Regions from separate parts of the Homo sapiens genome. Here region 2 is linked to region 1. A link is a contact called in ENCODE Hi-C or POLR2A ChIA-PET data. All regions are on one chromosome and are shown on one strand. The core of a region is the stretch at or near the end of the contact, and the rest is flanking DNA. Distances in the headings are between cores, read along the strand shown. Region 1 holds the start of NAA16 (N-alpha-acetyltransferase 16, NatA auxiliary subunit). Region 2 has its middle 18 kb from the start of LINC02341.

Evidence for each region. Hi-C counts contacts between places; a loop is a spot of excess contacts on that map. ChIA-PET counts read pairs that join two places held with the same protein, here RNA polymerase II (POLR2A). Pooled maps may share reads with other maps.
Region 2: a pooled map shows a loop between it and region 1 (3-fold over the local background). The contact joins the enhancer-like site here to the promoter of NAA16 in region 1. A Hi-C loop is called at or near these places in 4 of 50 pooled maps. POLR2A ChIA-PET finds 5 or more read pairs at or near these places in 2 of 52 experiments (WTC11 and activated T-cell).

What each region holds. Positions count from the first base shown.
Region 1 is chr13:41,309,692-41,313,766 of GRCh38, reverse strand. It overlaps NAA16 (N-alpha-acetyltransferase 16, NatA auxiliary subunit), which reads right to left and starts at 2,500. Exons shown (of 20, transcript NM_024561.5): 1 at 2,185-2,500. The coding sequence starts at 2,238. It also overlaps a transcript of MTRF1 not described here.
Region 2 is chr13:42,404,884-42,408,601 of GRCh38, reverse strand. No RefSeq gene overlaps it. Among named protein-coding and RNA genes, the nearest start is that of LINC02341, 18 kb to the left of the region's middle. RefSeq lists enhancers at 2,314-2,723, 1,817-3,016. Within about 2 kb of position 2,126, at least 3 of the 41 ENCODE cell types and tissues checked have a DNase peak (open chromatin) inside an H3K27ac peak, as active enhancers do.

The sequences.
Region 1 (4,075 bases), core at 1,251-3,750:
TGGTCATTTACCATCTTTAGGTTTGTCTCTTTCTAAAAGAGGGCATGGAATACCTCCAAAATTCAACAAACTGTAATGCTAATTAATATCCAGTCTGGGGAATAAGACATGCAGATACAAGCCACGTGGAACACGTAAAAAACCAGCTGGTCAGTTTGTGTGGATGTGTTTGAATTTTTTCAATAGAAAAAATTTTACTGTTGGTGGCAAAGCACTTTAATCCACTAAACTTTAAAGATAATTTTATTACAGAGACTTCTGTTTGCTATGGAATTTGTTGTAGCCAAATTTTACCCACATTTATTGCAATTGTGAAATGATAAAATCATTCGTTTATGCAGAATCCTCCTAAATTCACGCAACCTTGTCAGAAACATTACATACCTAGATTTAAAAATGTTTAGCTTGGCTGAGCACAGTAGCTCACATCTGTAATCCCAGCAATTTGGGAGGCTGAGGTGGGAAGATCGCTTCAAGCCAGGAATTCGACAGTAGCCTGGCCAACAAACCGAGACTTCCATCTCAAAATAATTGATTTTTTTTTAGTGGTTACCATTTCCCAATTTATTTGGGGATAAACCCTACCTTTTTTGTAATTTAAGAATAATAATGTAACTTTTTCCTTATGACACTGATCCATGATTTGAACTACAAAAAACTCGTATAAAGAGAAAAGAAGTGCTGTCATCTTTAAAGTATGATGCCAAATGTCCTGAAATCCAACTAGCGATTTATAAATGATATTATCATTAATGTTTCAGATTCCCAGGGCAAAAAAAAATTAAAAATAAAAATAAATAAATTACTTCTCCAATTCCATGCTGTGTAAAATAAAAGGGCATGAGAAGTAAAATAAAAAAATACAAAGCCCAATGAAGCAACCTGCCACGTGCTTTAATTATTCGTATTTTTAATGTTCTCACATTTGTATCTTATTATTGGTTCAAAACTAAGCACCACATAATATTTAAAATTTTTATCCCATCTACTATGTATCCTAATCTGAAGACTAAGTGTGAAGTTTCTATCGTCTTGAAACAGAACAGCTACTATGAATTATCTGCCGCTGTTCATACTTAAAATTACTCTAAAATTAGTATTTTATTTATAGTAAAGTTAAGCAACAACTAACAGCCATATAGCCAACCCAGCTTTCAATAAATTCACCTTTAAACCTAAATGCATGTTTAGCAAATAAAAGCTTTTTTTCAGGTGAAAAGATAAACTAGAAAAGACAGTTACCTACTAACAATATTAGTTTAAAACCTAGGGTAGCCAGAGGATACTGAGGAAAGCAAAGGAATGCTGCCTCTTCTCCTTGGAAGAACAGAACCTGGAAAGCTACCAGGGACGCTGGCACACAGCCCACAGAAAACTGCCCACCCGGCTCCGCAGCGGTCATCACTACGGGGCCATTATTCAGGCTTCTGCTCCGCGATAAAGTAAAAATGCTCCCCTCAAATGCAAAACCAGCCAGTCCACGCGGCTTTAATTACTCAAGCAAGGCCTGTGCGACTAAAAAGCAAACAGCTGTTTTGAAGTTGGTGACAACTCAGAAACGCACTTCAAGTCAAATATTCACTTCCAAAGAGGTAAATAAGGTACATTACAAACAGGCAAACTTTTTCCCAAAGGGAGGTGGTGCCAGGCCTGGCTTCCTAAAGTTGCCGGTTTTATTTCCTCGTAACCAGGAAAAATTCCACCATCGCATCGATCCCGCTTTAATAGGTATGCGGGTGTGCTGTGCAATCTAACTAAACGCAAAGCAGAGAATGCAGAACGCAAAACACCTAGCCGAGGAGAGACTGGCAAAATAAACCACCGGGGGAGGATCCCTGAGGGGCTGCTGCGAGCCCGGCGCGGCAGAGAGCACGGCAGCCACTACCGGCCGAGGCGGCTGTGCCCGGGCACTGCGGAGAGCGGCGTGAAGTTTCTGGAAAGAGCGCGGCGGGGGTGAGGCGAGCCGCAGAAGACCGCGGAAAGGAAGCGCACGGAGGAGCGGCTCGGCAGCCCCCGTGGGCCGGCCGGAGCGGGAAAGTGGGGTCCCGCGACCTCCGAGGTAAACAAAGAGCGGTGGGCAGCGGAGGCCAAGCCTGGCCCGCGCCGGCCGCCGCCAGACCGCTTGCCCTTAAGGCCCGAGGACCCGGGGACCGGGGGGCGGCAGCGCGGCCTACGGCCACTCACCAAGATGCGTTTGAAGAGGTTGCTCTCCTTGGGCGGCAGCAGCACGTTCGGCATCGTGGCCGGCAGGGAGGCTAGGTGGCCGGCAGGGAGGCTAGGTGCCCGGGCGCTCCGCTTCGCGGGGGTGGGCACCGGGACGAACCGCTGCTGAGAGTCGGGCTGCGGGCGATGGATTAGTTCATTGGTCTACAGTTGCAATTGGGCAGCCTGGCTGTTCGGCACGGGTGGCAATGGAGAAGGAAGGCGGTCTGAGCAGGACACGCTTCCCCTGGGCTCCGCTTTTTGGCCAGCGGCGGCGGCGGCGGTTCCCGCGCACTGCAAGATGGCAGCCAGGGTCCGCCTCCCGAGCCGGATCCTGTGCGCATGCGCGGAGCGCCCTTTGGCGAGGGGCTGCGGGTGACTACGGGGGCGTAGCGGGGACCAACCGCGTGGATTTGCCTTGTGCTGCGGCTCTCCTCGCCGCAATCTCGGCACCCCCTGGGGCTCAGGCGAGCTGTCACCAAAACCTTGGAGTCCCATGGGGTGGTGAGTCACCACCCTCATTCACCATTGCTCCTATGCATCAGAACGCCTCATAAGACTCCTACTTATTGTCTGCTTCTCCTTGCAATAAAGTAATAAATAAAAACGAGAATTTTCTTTTAAGTAGAAAAGAGAAGACACTGACTTGTATTGCACTCTTGATAAGCTTGTGGCGCAAGATAATGTTAGTTATGACTCTGAAGAGTCAGAGTTTTTTGCATTTCTCCCCATTTAGGAATTTAAGTGTCCGATGCAAAGTAGACTTTTGATGAAAGATGAACTTGTTTTCTTTCCTTTTCCTCCTTGATTCAGACTCTAAGTAGAAGCCTTCTCTTTCCAGGGCAAACCAAACAAACATTTACAATCTTTGTTTTTGTTTGGTTGGTTGGTTTTGAGATGGAGTATCGCTCTTGTCGCCCAGGCTGCAGTGCAGTGGCGCTATCTGGGCTCACTGCAACCTCCGCCTCCTGAGTTCAAAGGATTCTCCTGCCTCAGCCTCCCGAGTGGCTGGGATTACAGGCATGCGCCACCACACCCGGCTAATTTTGTATTTTTAGTAGAGACAGGCTTTCACCATGTTGGCCAGGATGGTCTTGATCTCTTGACCTCGTGATCCGCCCCCGCGTCAACCTCCGAAAGTGCTGGGATTACAGGCGTGAGCCACCACACCTGGCCGGAATTACGGTTTTATAAGGCCACTGGTCTTCTGAGTCTACCTACCCTTTCTCTTCAGATGGTTCCCCTTCCTGAAAGCCATATAATAATGGGAGAAACAGGCTTCAAATTCAGGATCTTCCAACTCTGGGATACTCTCTACAACAAATAAAAGGCAGCATATTGATGGTAATGTGTGAGTCTAGAAAGATACAACAGTGGCAAGAATAAACCATACATTCAGTGTAGGGTTAGTAGTAAGGTGTGTGTAAACATTAGGTACATAAGTTTATTTATACATGTGCTGAATCTTAATGGGTGCATATTTCTGAGACTATAAAGTAATTGATGAGTAACTGCATTTAGTCGGCTGTAATCAGAACTGGGCTGCCCTTTTTTATTTTCCTTTTTTTGAGACGATGTTTTGTTCTTGTTGCCGAGGCTGGAATGCAATGGCGCTATCTCAGCTCCCTGTAACCTCCGCCTCCCAGGTTCAAGCGATTCTCCTGCCTCAGCCTCCCAAGTAGCAGGGATGACAGGCATGCACCACCACACCTGGCTAATTTAGTATTTTTAGTAGAGACGGGGTTTCTCCATGTTGGTCAGGCTGGTCTCAAACTCCCGACCTCAGGTGATCTGCCCACCTCGGCCTTCCAAAGTGCTGGGATTACAGGTGTGAGCCACAGTGCCTGCCTATTTGATTTTCCTTCTTTCTAGC
Region 2 (3,718 bases), core at 877-3,376, 1.1 Mb before region 1:
CAAGTCTGGATGCACACGCACAGACCATGGTGTCCCCCTCATGACTGCTGCCTGTAAGATGCTTCCTGGCTTTGCAGATGATAAAGTGTGGGATGTGAAGGACATTTTAAAATTGATGATATCCCAATGAGCACTCACCTGGGCCTCTACTAGGGCAGTAATGGGAGTAATAGGAATAAGGGGACAAAGGCCAATCAGAATCCATCAGAGGTGGATTCTAAAAGTTGTGTGCCCAACTAGATGCAGAGAAAGGGAAGAGGTACATGACTCTGAGGTTTCTAATTTGAGTGACTTAATGGATGGCAATGCCCTGGATTGGAAACTCAGGAGGAGTGGGTTTTAATAGCAGAAGGAAAGCAGTGGATAAGGTAAAATGGGTTTGGTTTATGGTTTTTTGAATGGGACATCCCAGAGGGATTCCCAGGTAAAAATGACTGGGATGCAGATATAAATAAAACTTCATAACTCAAGGGTGAGTGAGGGTGAATCATGGTTAAAGAGAAATAGTTTTTAATCCACAACATCTAAATGGTAGTTGAAACCAGGGTGATGAGTACCATCTTCCAAGGAGGATATACAGAGAAGTTGAAGACAGTTAGTTATAGAACAAAAACAAAAATTAAAGAAGTAAATAGAGATTTGAAGGAAGGAGCAGAGAGAGAAAAAAATTGTTAGATGATGTTTACATATCTTGTGGGCACCTCAAAGACAAAAACTGTCTTACATGTATTCTCACTCCCTAAGACAATGCCTAATCCAATAACATTTGTTGAACCAACATGAAAATGGTGACCCAAAAGCCAAAAAGGTGAATATTTTAAGGAGAAAATGATCAACAATATTAAATGTTATAGCTGATATATAAATAAAATGACAAAGAGGCCACTGGATTTAGTAAATCCAGTTTAACTTGCACCGCTACCACCAACTTCATTTTACAGGTTAAGAAAGAGAGGCCTAGAGACTTGAACACACATGTCCAGGACCACCAGTTGGCTGACTGGAGAGTCAGAGGCAGGACTCTGGTCTCCTGGCTCTTTTCCTGGGGCTGTTTTCTCTATACGGAGCTTCCCCTCTTAGAAGAGGATTACATCCACTGCAGATAAAGCTCTGGATCCAGGCAATCAGATAGGCTCTTTTCTTAGTCCATTTTCTGTGGCTATAACAGAATACCACAGGTTGGGTAATTTACAAAGAAAAGAGATTTATTTGGCCACAGTTCTGGAGACTGAAAGTCCAACATTGAGGGGATGCATCTGGTGAGGACCTTCTGCTATGCCATGACTGACGGAAGGGCATCATATGGTAAGAGCAGAAGAGACAGACAGAGATAGTGGAGGCTAAACTTAACTTTTTATCAGGAGCCCACTCCCGAGATAATTAACCCAGATAGCAGCATTAATCCAGTAACGAGGACACAGCCTTCATGACCTCATCACCTTTTAAAGGCTCCACCTCTTAATACTGTTAAAACGGCAATTCAATTTTTTTTTTTTCTTGAGACGGAGTTTCACTCTTGTTGCCCAGGCTGGAGTGCAGTGGCATGATCTCAGCTCACTGCAACCTCTGCCTCCAGGGTTCAGGCGATTCTCATGCCTCAGCCTCCCGAGTAGCTGGGATTACAGGTGTCTGCCACCACGCCTGGCTAATTTTTTGTATTTTCAGTAGAGATGGGGTTTCACCATGTTGGCCAGGCTGGTCTCGAACTCCTGACCTCAGGTGATCCACCCACCTCAGCCTCCCAAAGTGCTGGGATTACAGGGATGAGCCACTGCACCTGGCCAGCAATTCAATTTTTAACTCATGAACTTTAGGGGACATATTCAAACCATAGCAGCTCCTACTGACCAAGTCCACCCGTAACAACAAACTCCACTAACAGCCACATCACCTCCACGGAGCAGGAGAGAACAGAGCAAGGGGTCTGGTCCTGGGCATGCATTTTAGGGCTTGCCCTAATACCTGATCATTCATCGCCGGCGGAGTACCCAGTGGAAGAAAAAGTTCAGGGGACTTTACTCTCTGGGTTCTATCTTGAGCCAGAATTTCCTCTGACTCTGGTTACATGTAATAGAACAGAAAGTGACACCACAAGCAGGCAGCAGAAAAACAAAACGGGCTTCTTCTATAGTATGCGGTCATTAACCAGGATGTTCATACCAGCTTCTGTATGAAGAAGAGCAAAATTTGAATTCAGTGAAGTCAAAACAAAGATAATGGTATCATTCTTTTTGATGTCAATTAAGTTGTATCACTGTTTATTGGGCTGATGACATCCTGAGAAAATGAGTGATTTCTTCAAAGCAGTGATTCTCAAACATCAGAGCTTATCAGAATCACCTGGAAAGGCACCTCTTTCAGAGCTCCCAGGGTAGCCTAAAGTGGGCTCTGCCCTTAAAGCTCCAAATTCTCTGGAGGTTTATCCCAAGAGAAATAGTGAACATAACATCTCCCACATTTCAAAAGTAAAACCATTCAAAGATCAGGCTCCATGACTTATTTCCCTCTTTGTAATCCTTGCAGGGCCAGAGGGTCGACAGGATGAGACGTGTGGCCAAAACCCATGTGGCTTCAGTGTTTTTATTAATACAGACATGTACAGCCATGCGGAGGTGTCCGGAAGCCCCCATCTGGCAAAGATGACTAATGGGACTTTCCCACTGACATCCTAGTAAAGGTGCCAGAAGTATATTCATTCCAGATCACAGCCGTAATAGGGCAGTTTCTCTTGGGACACTACCCTGACAGACAACCGTCTTCCTTTTACAACCTACGTGACACCCCCATGTGGTACCTTCCTCTCCACAGTGGTGAGCACAGAAATGCATATCTGACCAGAACCCGGGAACTGAACGCTTCACAGCAAATGTCAACCTTTCTATAAACTAGTAGGAGTGCAATTTTTCTTCCATTATGCAGATTGCAATTTCCACCCACTTTTATATTCCATGTCCCAAAAAGTGAAAAGCAGATACTGTAGTTAGAATCTCTAATCAAAGGAGCACTAAGTGGGTACAAAAGTAGATGAAAACTCAAGAAGATACTATTGGCTGTTTGCAGAAAATCATCAAAGACTTTCTCACAAAGCAGTGGGAAGGAATTGAGTGAAGAGTGATGTATTCACTGATGGGTTCTATGGAGTCAGAACATGCAAATACATATTAGGCTAAGAAATACAGAGTACATTTATTCAGAGCCTACTCTCACAAAGATAGGCAAGATTTCTAACTAGAGATAAAACTCATATAACCATTGACACAATCCTAGTCCATTAATAATTGCTTTTTTTCATATTGTGAAGAGAGGAACCAACAGCATTAATAAGAAATAGGTATCTGGAGTATGAACTGTCCTATTAACTGAGTGACCTTGGGAAAGTCATATAATCTTTCTGGGCTTCAGTTGTATCATAAGTAAAATAAGATTGAACTAGGCCAGGTGCAGTGGCTCACACCTGTAATCCCATCACATAGGGAAGCTGAGGTGGGAGGATCGCTTGAGCCCAGCAGTTCGAGGCAAGCCTGGATAAAACAGTGAGACTTTGTCTCTATAAAAATTTTTTTAAAAAATAGTTAGCTGGATGTGGTGATGCATACTTGTGGTCCAGCTACTTGGGAGGCTGGGGAGGGAGGATCACTTGAGCCCAGGAGGTCAAGGCTGCAGTGAGCCGTGATCATGCCACTGCATTCCAGCCTGAGCAACAGAGTGAGACCCTGTC